Linked DNA regions of Homo sapiens: region 2 is linked to region 1. The links are chromatin loops, found by intact Hi-C in ENCODE. Cell type or tissue: K562. All regions are shown on one strand.

The links. Peaks named below come from ENCODE experiments on the same cell type or tissue, not always from the same donor. Only the 100,000 strongest peaks of a DNase experiment are listed, where the experiment ranks them.
Region 2: it touches region 1 in a loop (2.9-fold over the local background); 1 of 110 quality-filtered maps calls a loop at or near these places.

What each region holds. Positions count from the first base shown.
Region 1 is chrX:80,510,177-80,515,176 of GRCh38, forward strand. No RefSeq gene overlaps it. Among named protein-coding and RNA genes, the nearest start is that of TENT5D, 92 kb to the left of the region's middle. In K562, no CTCF peak of the experiment used is centred here; a DNase peak (open chromatin) is centred at 2,415; H3K4me3 peaks cover 469 bases.
Region 2 is chrX:80,576,362-80,581,361 of GRCh38, forward strand. No RefSeq gene overlaps it. Among named protein-coding and RNA genes, the nearest start is that of TENT5D, 160 kb to the left of the region's middle. In K562, a CTCF peak has its summit at 2,354 (motif pointing left); a DNase peak (open chromatin) is centred at 2,330.

The DNA of each region.
Region 1 (5,000 bases):
TGAGACGTGTGGATCACTTGAGGTTAGGAGTCTGAGTTCGAGACCAGCCTGGCCAACACTTTGAAACCCTGTTTCTACTGAAAATATAAAAATTTGCTGAGCTTGGTGGCTCACACCTGTAGTCCCAGCTATTTGGGAGGCTGAGGCAGGAGAATTGCTTGAACATGGGAGGTGGAGGTTGCAGTGAGCCAAGATTGTGCCACTGCACTCCAGCCTGGGCAACAGAGCATGACTCTGTCTAAAACAAAAAAGTCTGAACATGGTAAATGTCTTAATTATCTTCAAATGTACCTATGACTTTAACACCATTCCCATAAAAGCCTTAGCAAGATATTTTGTAAATGTAAACAAGCTGATTATACAATTTAAATGGAAAGGCAAAGGCCATAAAATAGCTGAAAAATAATCTTTCAAAAAAAAGTAAAGTGTAAAAATCACTATGTAAGATTTTAAGACTTATTATTTAGTTACAGAAAACAAGACAGCCTGACCATGGATGAGGGATAGACACACAGATCAATGAAACATAAGAGGGAGTTCAGAAATACACCTTCACAGGTACGAATGGACAATTTCTGACAAAAGTGCAAAAACAAATAGATGGAAATATAGTCTTTTCAACAAATTGTATGAAAGAAACGAACCTCAACCTAAACCTCACACTTTTAAAAATTAACCTAAAATGGATCATGGAATTCAAAGTAAAATGTATATACGCAAATATTTTAGAAGGAAACATGAGAAAAAATTTAAGTAAAGACTTCTTAGACATTAAACCAAACTCATGATCTATAAATAATAATCAATAAATTGAAATTAATAAAAGTTATGATTTTTTTCTGCAAAACACTTCTTTGAAAGAATAAAAAAATACTTGGAGAAAATACATTTAAATCACATGTATGACAACAGACTTTTATCAAGAATATACAATGAAGTCTCTAAATATTATGAACGCAGACACTATTTAGCATTTTCAAAGTGACAAAATTATAGCGATAAAGAACAAGTCGATGGTTACCACTATTTAGTGGTGGGTAGAAACTGTAACTGTAAATGTTAACAAAAAAAAGACTTACTCATAATGAAAGAGTTTTATATTCTTATTGTAAGGCAAAAAAAAAAAAAGAAATAAAACTCATTCAGAGTTGAAAGAAAAAAGTAACTATTTTTTCACTGATTACATGGTGGAGCACATACAAAATCATTGGAGTTAACAAAAAAGCCAATGGAGGTAATAACTGAGCTCATCATGGTTAAATAATACAACCTCAATATACAAAAAATCATAATTCTATTAATATGTACTAGCAATGAACAGTGGTAAATTATTTTGTACTTTTTAAAAATACAATTCCCAATAGTATTATAACATATGAAACACCCAGGGATAAATCAGACAAAAGATGTGCAGAACCTGTCTACTGAAAACTAAAAAATCTTTCTGAGAGAGATTTTAAAAGACCTAAATAAATGCAGAGATATTTCATAACCATGGATTAGATTGTTAAGATGTTGACTTCCCCCCATTGATTTATATATGCAATGCAATTCCAAAAATTCCAGATTTTTCTGAAGAAACTGATGTTAATTATAACATTCATATGAAAATGCAGTCAACCTAGAATAGCCAAAATGACTTTGAAAATAATAAATTTAAAGGACTTATACCATCTGTCATCAAGTTATTATAAAGCTATAACAATGAAGACCACATGGTATTGATAACAAGAAAGACAAATAGAGAAATGCAATACACACACACCACACACACATACACACAAACACATGCACATACACATATATGAGTGGCTGTATTTGTACACATATATGTGAAGCAGCCTTGTTGTCTGGGGTAAATACCAAAGTTCTTGGTCTCACAGCCAAGGAGATCGAGGTCGCAGACACACACACACACACAGAGTGAGTTTGGAGCAGGAGTTTAATAGACAAAAGGAAAGAACAGCTCTCTGTCACAGAGAGGGGTCCAGAGCGGGTTTATAGGCCGTAGTAAATATGTTAGGGGTTTTATAAAGGGACTAGTGAGGAGGGGCCTCATGAGGAAGGGATGTCTTATCTTTCTAGGGCCCAACGGTTTAGTTGGAACCAGGTGTGCTATCTGCATAGAGCAGAGTTTTTTGTTGTTGTTGTTGTTGTTGTTTGTTTGTTTTTTATCAGTTCTTATTCCGTTTGCTGACCACATAGGCAGAATCTTAGTCTGTGCTGCTTTGTCTTGCTTATCTGGGAGGGAGAGTTTCTGTGTCTGTTCCCAGACATCTTCTTGCAGCTGCAGGCATCCCCCCACACCCACTTTTAGCTTCCCTATCTTAGTGTGCCTAAAGGGAAAGGAATGTGCTTACTAAGGCCCACTGTTTTTACCGGTATGAGTGTGAAGTTTGGTGATTACCCAAGAAACTCAAGAAACTTCCCCCTCTCCTTCTGTACCCAAGCTGTCTTATCTGTGTTTTACAGTCTGCTCTATCAGGCTGCTTGTTGTTAGAGGAGAGGTGATTTCTTTGAACTGCATGAGGTTAGAAAGAGAGCTATTTTTGAGCTGCTTTTTGTTAAAAGTAAAGTGGTTTTTTTTTTTGCCAGGGACTTGCTTTACCCTGTCCACCTAAATGATTTCTTTCTTCCTCTTATAACATATTTCTCCATTCTGGAATGGAGTCCCTAACTCCTGTTAGGGGGAATTGGGTGACGACTTACTCTGGCTACTTTCTGCTGGAGAGGGGTGTTGTGTGGGGAATAGCAGCGAGTGCTCCTCCTCGGATTAATTTAAAGGTCCCCGGTAAAAGGGTGGTTTCATTTTTGGATCCATTTAGAGCACCATCTGAAGCTTGATGGTTTCTAGGTGAGAAGGGATAAACTTTACAAGGAGGTTTAGAATATAGGATCCAAATATGAGTATTAAGTCTACCATTACTGTTGGGGGCGGGGGGCACTATAGGCCATAACCATGACAACAGAGTTTGGTAGATGCCTGTGAGACATTTAGATGGGTTGTTCTGTTGTAAGTGGGTGTATGGGACTTGGCTTTGTTTAGCTTTCTTGGTTTTACTTTCCAAAAAAAAAAAAAAAAAAGGAAACATTGGGATTATAGGTTACCTGGCAGGATCTGTAGGATAATTGCCCAGAACTAGAACATTGTTTCAGACTTTTACATTACCCATCCTTTTTTGTTTTCTCTGAGCTGCAGCCAGAGATAGCTGGTTGGTTGACAGGAATAAGCAGGGTTAGTTTAAAATGTAGGCAAGAATTAAAAACAATTAATGAGATGAGAAGTCAACAGGTGTATAAGTTTTAAAACATAATTTCTCTCTCTCTCGAGTCCTCATTTTTGTTAAACTTATGATATGACTGAGCTGTTTGCAAAATAAACTTTACTCTTATACTTGGCCTAATTATTTGCATAAAGTGCAGCAAGAATAACTATTTTTACATAGGCCTTTTAGATTGGCTTTGATGGAACTTTGTTCCACAAGGAATCTCAGATAGGACCTTTTAAATCCCAGCCCAGCTATGGGTTTGCACCTTTAAATACCTGTGAGTTGGGTAAACTTCTTTCTTTTTGAGGTTCCTGGAGCATGGGGTTTCTAGGCCTGTTAGAAAGTGACATTCTTTACTCACCACCGGTCAGGAACGCCCCAGGGAGACTGTGTAAACAAGTTATAAGGGCAGTATCCAAGGGGCTTTTATTGGCTTTGCAAATCAAGCTTGATTCCTTAAAGGGGAACATACCCTTCCAGCTAAAGCCTTGGTAAAACAACTAGGTTTTCCAATTGTTTCTTGTTGCAAAAGAAAATAGATTTTTGTTGCACTGATGCAAACAACTATATTGTAATTTAAGAATACTTATGACTAGTTTCCAAATTCTAGAAGAACTAGGCAGAGAGAAACAAACATGCTTCAAATCTTATTTACAGTAGTATACTTTACTTAGTTGTTACAGGCTGTAGCTAGCTTAAGACAAGTTTTCTTGACTCTGAAAAATAAAACAAAGATTAGCAGTGTTCCAAACAAAAGTTAAAACCTTTTTTTGTTTTCTATTAGTTTAGTCCATTCTAGTGTTTAATTTACAGAAAAAATATATTATTTTGAATTTAGTTAATATGTTTACACACAGAGTTTCCTTTGCAAGATTAATTTTTACAATCTTTTTACAATTTGCTTAAACCTTTCACTTTATTTTATTTAATTTTAAGACAATTCTTTATTCCTAATTAAAATGTACATTTTCATGCCTTCTTATAATTTTTACCAATTGTGAAGCAGGCAAGTTGACAGTTTTTAAAGGCTAAAGAAGCAGTTTACAACCTTAAAACATTTAGCAAACCTAGTATTTGACCGGCATAATTTAGACCACATCTTTACACCTTGAAGACATTTTTACTTTACCAATTATTCCTAAGACTCTTTTTATTTTAAAGATTAAAGTCACATAAGCTGAAAGATACCACAGCTTTTAATTTTCCTTTAAAAATATTTTATTTAAGTGCTTATTATTTTAGGCCAATTAACTAGAACTCTTTTTAAATAAGCATTACACACATTACACATATATAACCACACAAACAGAAAAAAATACAGTAGTTATGAGATTTTTATTTGCTAAGTTCCCAATTGGATTATTTGCCTCTGGGTGAGGCCCTTTAAGAACAGGGTTAGTAATACAATTTCCAGGGCCTAATAAACAAGCATAGCCGGAAGAGAAAGACATATTTTGAGAGGCACTTATTTACCATTAATTTCAGGGGCTACATGAAGAAAACAGATATTTTTTCCTAAAGTGGAATTTGTGGTACCTTTTCTGTTTTCCTAAGGAGTCCCAGGCCACCAGAAGACATTCTACGGTCTTTTATGCATGCACCAAGAGTAGCAAGATAGAGTGAAAAGAAAAAAGTAATTTAGTTGACAGAAAAAAAAAACTCTTCCAGAAAAACAAGATTTATAAAGAGAAAAACATAAAGGCCTTTTAAATATACCCATAGCTTGGATAT
Region 2 (5,000 bases), 66 kb after region 1:
GTGTTTTTTCACAATTGCAATCATGGTCCTTCTTAGTGCTCTGAAAGTTTTATTCCTTTCCCACTTGAGTACTGGCTGCAGATCTTGGCTTGGCACTCCCAGGCTGCACACTGCAGCTCTGGGGTGAGCTCAGGCTTTATGTTCCCTCCCCACCTTGGAGGCAGCAAGGGAAGGGACCATAGCAGTGGGTGTTACAGAGGTTCACTTGTCTCATGGAGCTTTACCCCACAGAGATGCAGAGCTGCTATCAATTAATGTGATTGGAGTGGCTGCACTGTGGGCTCAAGCCAGGGGGAGGGGGTGCTGCTTGGTAACAACTGGGGGTGAGTGGATCACAAGGGAAGCAGATTGGCTTCTTCTCCCTCTGCAGCTTTCTGGAGGTGTGGTTAAAGCCCTCAGAGTATTTTCTCCTTTCCCAATCCAAGGGGAGCAAGGGCAGTATCATTGCAATGGCAGTGGGAGAGGAGCTTTCAGATGGCTCTGGGAGTTTCACCTAAGAGAAATGTGGAGATGCTGTTACTGGGTATGTTCATCCAGGGGACAGGGTGACTGCACTGCTGTGCTGAGCTTGGAGCTCTGCTTTTTCAGGAGCAGAGTCAATAACTCACAGGCAGAAGAGACTGAGCTCCTCCCTCTATGTGATTGTGGCATGCTGGGAGCATGTGTGAAGTCCTTAGGCTCTTTGTTTCTTTCCTTACACTGAGGACAGCAGGGACAGAACCACTGCTGTGACAGTGGCAGAGGGGCTGTTGGTTGCCTCTGGAAGATCTTCCCCAGGGAAACTCAGTGCCACTACCTGTAGGTGTGCTCAGCTCTGGGTGGGGCAGCTAAATTGAGGTCCTGAGCTAGGGCCCTGCCTGGTGAAAAGTGAAGTTGGGGGCGCACAAGGGAAAGGGACTGGATACCTCTCCATATCATGACTTCAGTGTGCTGGACATGCGAACACAGTGACCAGACCCTTTGTTCCTTTCCCTGCCTGAGGGCAGTTAGGGCAGTATCACTGCAGCTGCAATGGCAGAGGGATTGTGAGTTGTCTCTTAGATTTCCTCCTGAGAGAAATGCAGAGCTGCCTCCAACTGCAGTGTTCATGTGGGGGCAGGGTAGTTGTGCTGAAGTCTCAGGTCAGGAAACCATGCCAGTACAGAGAAGTGAAATCAGGGACCCTGGAAAACAGCCTGGTCACTTTTTCCATGGAGCAGCTGTGTTGTGCTGTGGATTCACAACAGTTCCTAGTCAATATCATTAGTCATTATGTAAATACAAATTATAACCACAATAAAATAGCACTTTACACCCACTAAGATATTTATAATCCAAAAGAAAGATGATAAAATGGGTTGATAAAAATGTGGAAAAAAATAGAACCTTCATATTCTGCTATTGAGAGTGTATAATGATGCATCCACATTGGAATACAGTCTGGCAGTTCTTCAAAAGGTTAAACTTAGAGCTACCATATGTCCAGGGTATTCCACTTCTAGAAGGAATGAAGATATATGTCCACATAAAACCTTGTACACAAATGTTTATAACAGAGTCATTCATAATAGCCAAAAAATAGAAATAACCCAAATGCCCATCAATTGGCAAATGGATAAACAAATGAACTGCAGACATATAAGGCAGTATTATCCAGTAATGCAAAGGAGTAAAGTATTAATACATGCTACAACACATATGAACCTTAGAAACATGCAAAATGAAAGAAACAAATTACAAAACACTACATATTGTATAATTTAACTTATGTGAAATTTCAAAGAGCTACATCTAGATATAGAAAGTAAACTGGTCATTGCCTAGGGGTAGAGAGTTTGAGGGGAAATAGAGACTAAAGTCTAATGGGTACAAAGTTTCTTTTTAGGTGATAAAGTAGTTATAATATTAAATTGTGGTAATGGTTACACAACTCTGTGGATGTATTCTTTTTTCTTTCTTTTTTTTTTTTTTTAAACAGGTCTACCCTCAGAAATGAATTTCAAGTTATCTGGCTTAAGCAAGGGGCAGGGAAGGAGGGTCAGTATTCGTCTGCCCATTATACCTCTAGTAAAGAAATCAGAGTCCTATTCACAAATACATGTTAGAGAATTAATGAGATGTAGGAGGGCCAAGTTTAATGTAACAAGGAAGGAAAAAATCTTCCCCTTCCGTCTCTGCAACTAGAGAAGCTACTGACAAATGACTGACATGATGATGTAGGCCTTAATGTTTTTCTTCACATCACAAAACTTCCGACTTCCTAAATTTTTGTGACATAGTGTGCTTAGGATATCATATGTCCTGATGTGAAGCAGAGAATTCATGAAGACAGTACTGGAGCAATCGACCTGCCTGGTTCCTGTACTGACACCTTGTGGTAAAAATCATAATAACAGTGAAAACAAACAGGACAACAGGCTTTCTAATTTTCTCTTTATGAGGCAATAATAATCAGGACTAACCCCTTAGCTTTTACTAATTAAGCCTTTCTGGTGATCTCATTGCTCTCATAGAAGGGAATAAAACATTTTTCTATAGTCATGATGAGGGCTCAGGGTGTTTTATTATTTCAAATATTAAACGAATGTGACCTCCTTTTGTAGCCCTAGCTGATGAAACAATGTGTGAGAAATACATACTCATTTTTAAATAGCCTGTAAAGCTTGTCAAAATGGATCTCTGTTGGCAGAGAAACAAGGTATCAATTTTCATCATATGGCAAAAAAATTTTATGTCAGATTTCTTTCTTCTGTTTTTCAATTATGGTATTTATATGAGCAACTACATATAGTATGATCAAGGAAAGATGTAGTGTGATAGGATGAGGAATAATGCTGAATGTCAGAGACTTGGCTTTGAGTAACTGCCCTGAGTTGTACATTATGTGCATGCATGTCATAGAAAATATTTGGCTCTAGAAACATAAAAATGATTCCCTTTGGAGCAAATCCTTGCTATCATTAAATAAAGCACAACTTATTTTTCATTTTTTAATTTTTATGGGAACATATTAGGTACACATATATATATTTATGAAGTATATGGAATATTTTGATACAGACACACAATGTGTAACAATTACGTTAGGGTAAATGAGGTATCCATCACCTCAAGCATTTATTCTTTTTGTCACAAATAATCCAATTATACTCTTTTAGTTATTTTTAAATGCACAATTAAATGATTATTGATTACGGTCACTCTGTTGTGCTATAAAATACTGGATTTTATTCATTCTTTTAAACTGTATCTATGTACCCATTAACCATGCCTACCTTATCCATTCTTCTTGGTTTTCCAATTTAATGGCATATAGTTGCTCATAGTAGACTCGAATGAGTTTATTAATTTCTGTGGTATTGGTTGAAATGTCTCCTTTTTCTTCTCTGATATTATTTACCTGAATATTATCTTTTTTTTTATTTAGCCATACTAAAGGATTGTCGGTTTTATCTTTTCTAAAAACTTTTTGTTTCATTGATTTTTGTATTGTTTTCTCTGTTTCAATTTTATTTCTGCTCTTATTTATTTCTTTATTATTTATAATCTTTTTCTTCTACTAATTTTGTGTTTGGTTTGCTCTTGCTTTTCTAGTTCTTTAAGATGCATCATTAGTTTGTTTATTTGAAGTTTTTATTCTTTTTTAATGTAGGCACTTATAGCTGTAAAATTCCCTCTAAGTATTGCTTTTGCTGTATCCCATAGGTTCTGGTATGCTGTGTTCCATTATCATTTGTTTCAAGAAATTTTTCAATTTCCTTCTCAATCTCTTCATTGAACCACTGGTCATTCAGGACCATATTGTTTAATTTTCATATGTTCATATAGATTTCAAAATTAATCTTGTTATTGATTTCTAGCTTAATTCTATTTTGGTCAGAGAAGATACTTGATATTATTTCAATTTTTTGAATGTTTTTATAAATGTTTTGTGGCCTAATGTATAGTCTACCCTTGAGGATGATCCATGTGCTAGGGAGAAGAATGTGTATTCTCCTGCCATTACATGAAATGTTCTGTAAACGTCTATTAGGCCCAGTTGGTGTGTAGTGCTGATTAGCTCCAATATTTCTTTGTTGATTTTCTTCCTGGGTAATCTGTCCAGTGCTTAATGTCAGTGTTGATGTCTCCAGTTATTATTGTATTGCAGTCTATCCCTTTCTTTAGCTCTAATAACACTTGCTTTATATGTCTGGATGTTCCAGTGTTGGGTGCATATATATTTACAATTGTTACATCCTCTTGCTGAATTGACCCATTTATCATTACAAAATGACTTTCTTTGTCTCTTTTTAGAGATTTAGTCTGAAGTCTATTTTGTCTGATATAAGCATAGCTACACCTGCTGTTTTTTTATTTCCATTTGCATGGCATACACTTTTCCATCTCTTGTTTTCAGCATATGTGTGTCTTTATAGGTAGTGTGTTTCTGGTAGAAAACAGACAATTTGGACTTGTTTTTTATCCATTCATCCATGCTAAGTCTTATGATTGGAAAGTTTTGTCTATTTACATTCAAGATTACTTTTAAGTAATGACTTTTTCACAACATTTTGTTATTTGTTTTCTAATGCCATGGTGCTTTGCTACACCTATTAACGCATCATCTAGGTTTCAAGCCCCACATGCATTAGGCATCTGTCCTAATGCTCTCCCTCCCCTTTCCTTCCACATGCTGACAGGCCCCAGTGTCTGATGTTTCCCTCCCTGTGTCCATGTGTTCTCATTGTTCAACTCCCACTTACGAGTGAGAACATGCGATGTTTGATTTTCTGTTCCTGTGTTAACTTGCTGAGGATGATGGTTTCCAGGTTCATACATGTTCCTGCAAAGGACATGAAATTCTTTTTTATGGCTTCATAGTATTACATGGTGTATATGTGCCACATTTTCTTCATCCAGTCTATCATTGGTGGGCATTTGGGTTGGTTCCAAGTCTTTGCTGTTGTAAATATCACTGCAATAAACATACACGTGCATGTGTCTTTATAGTAGGGGATATGATTGTATCCCCTACTATA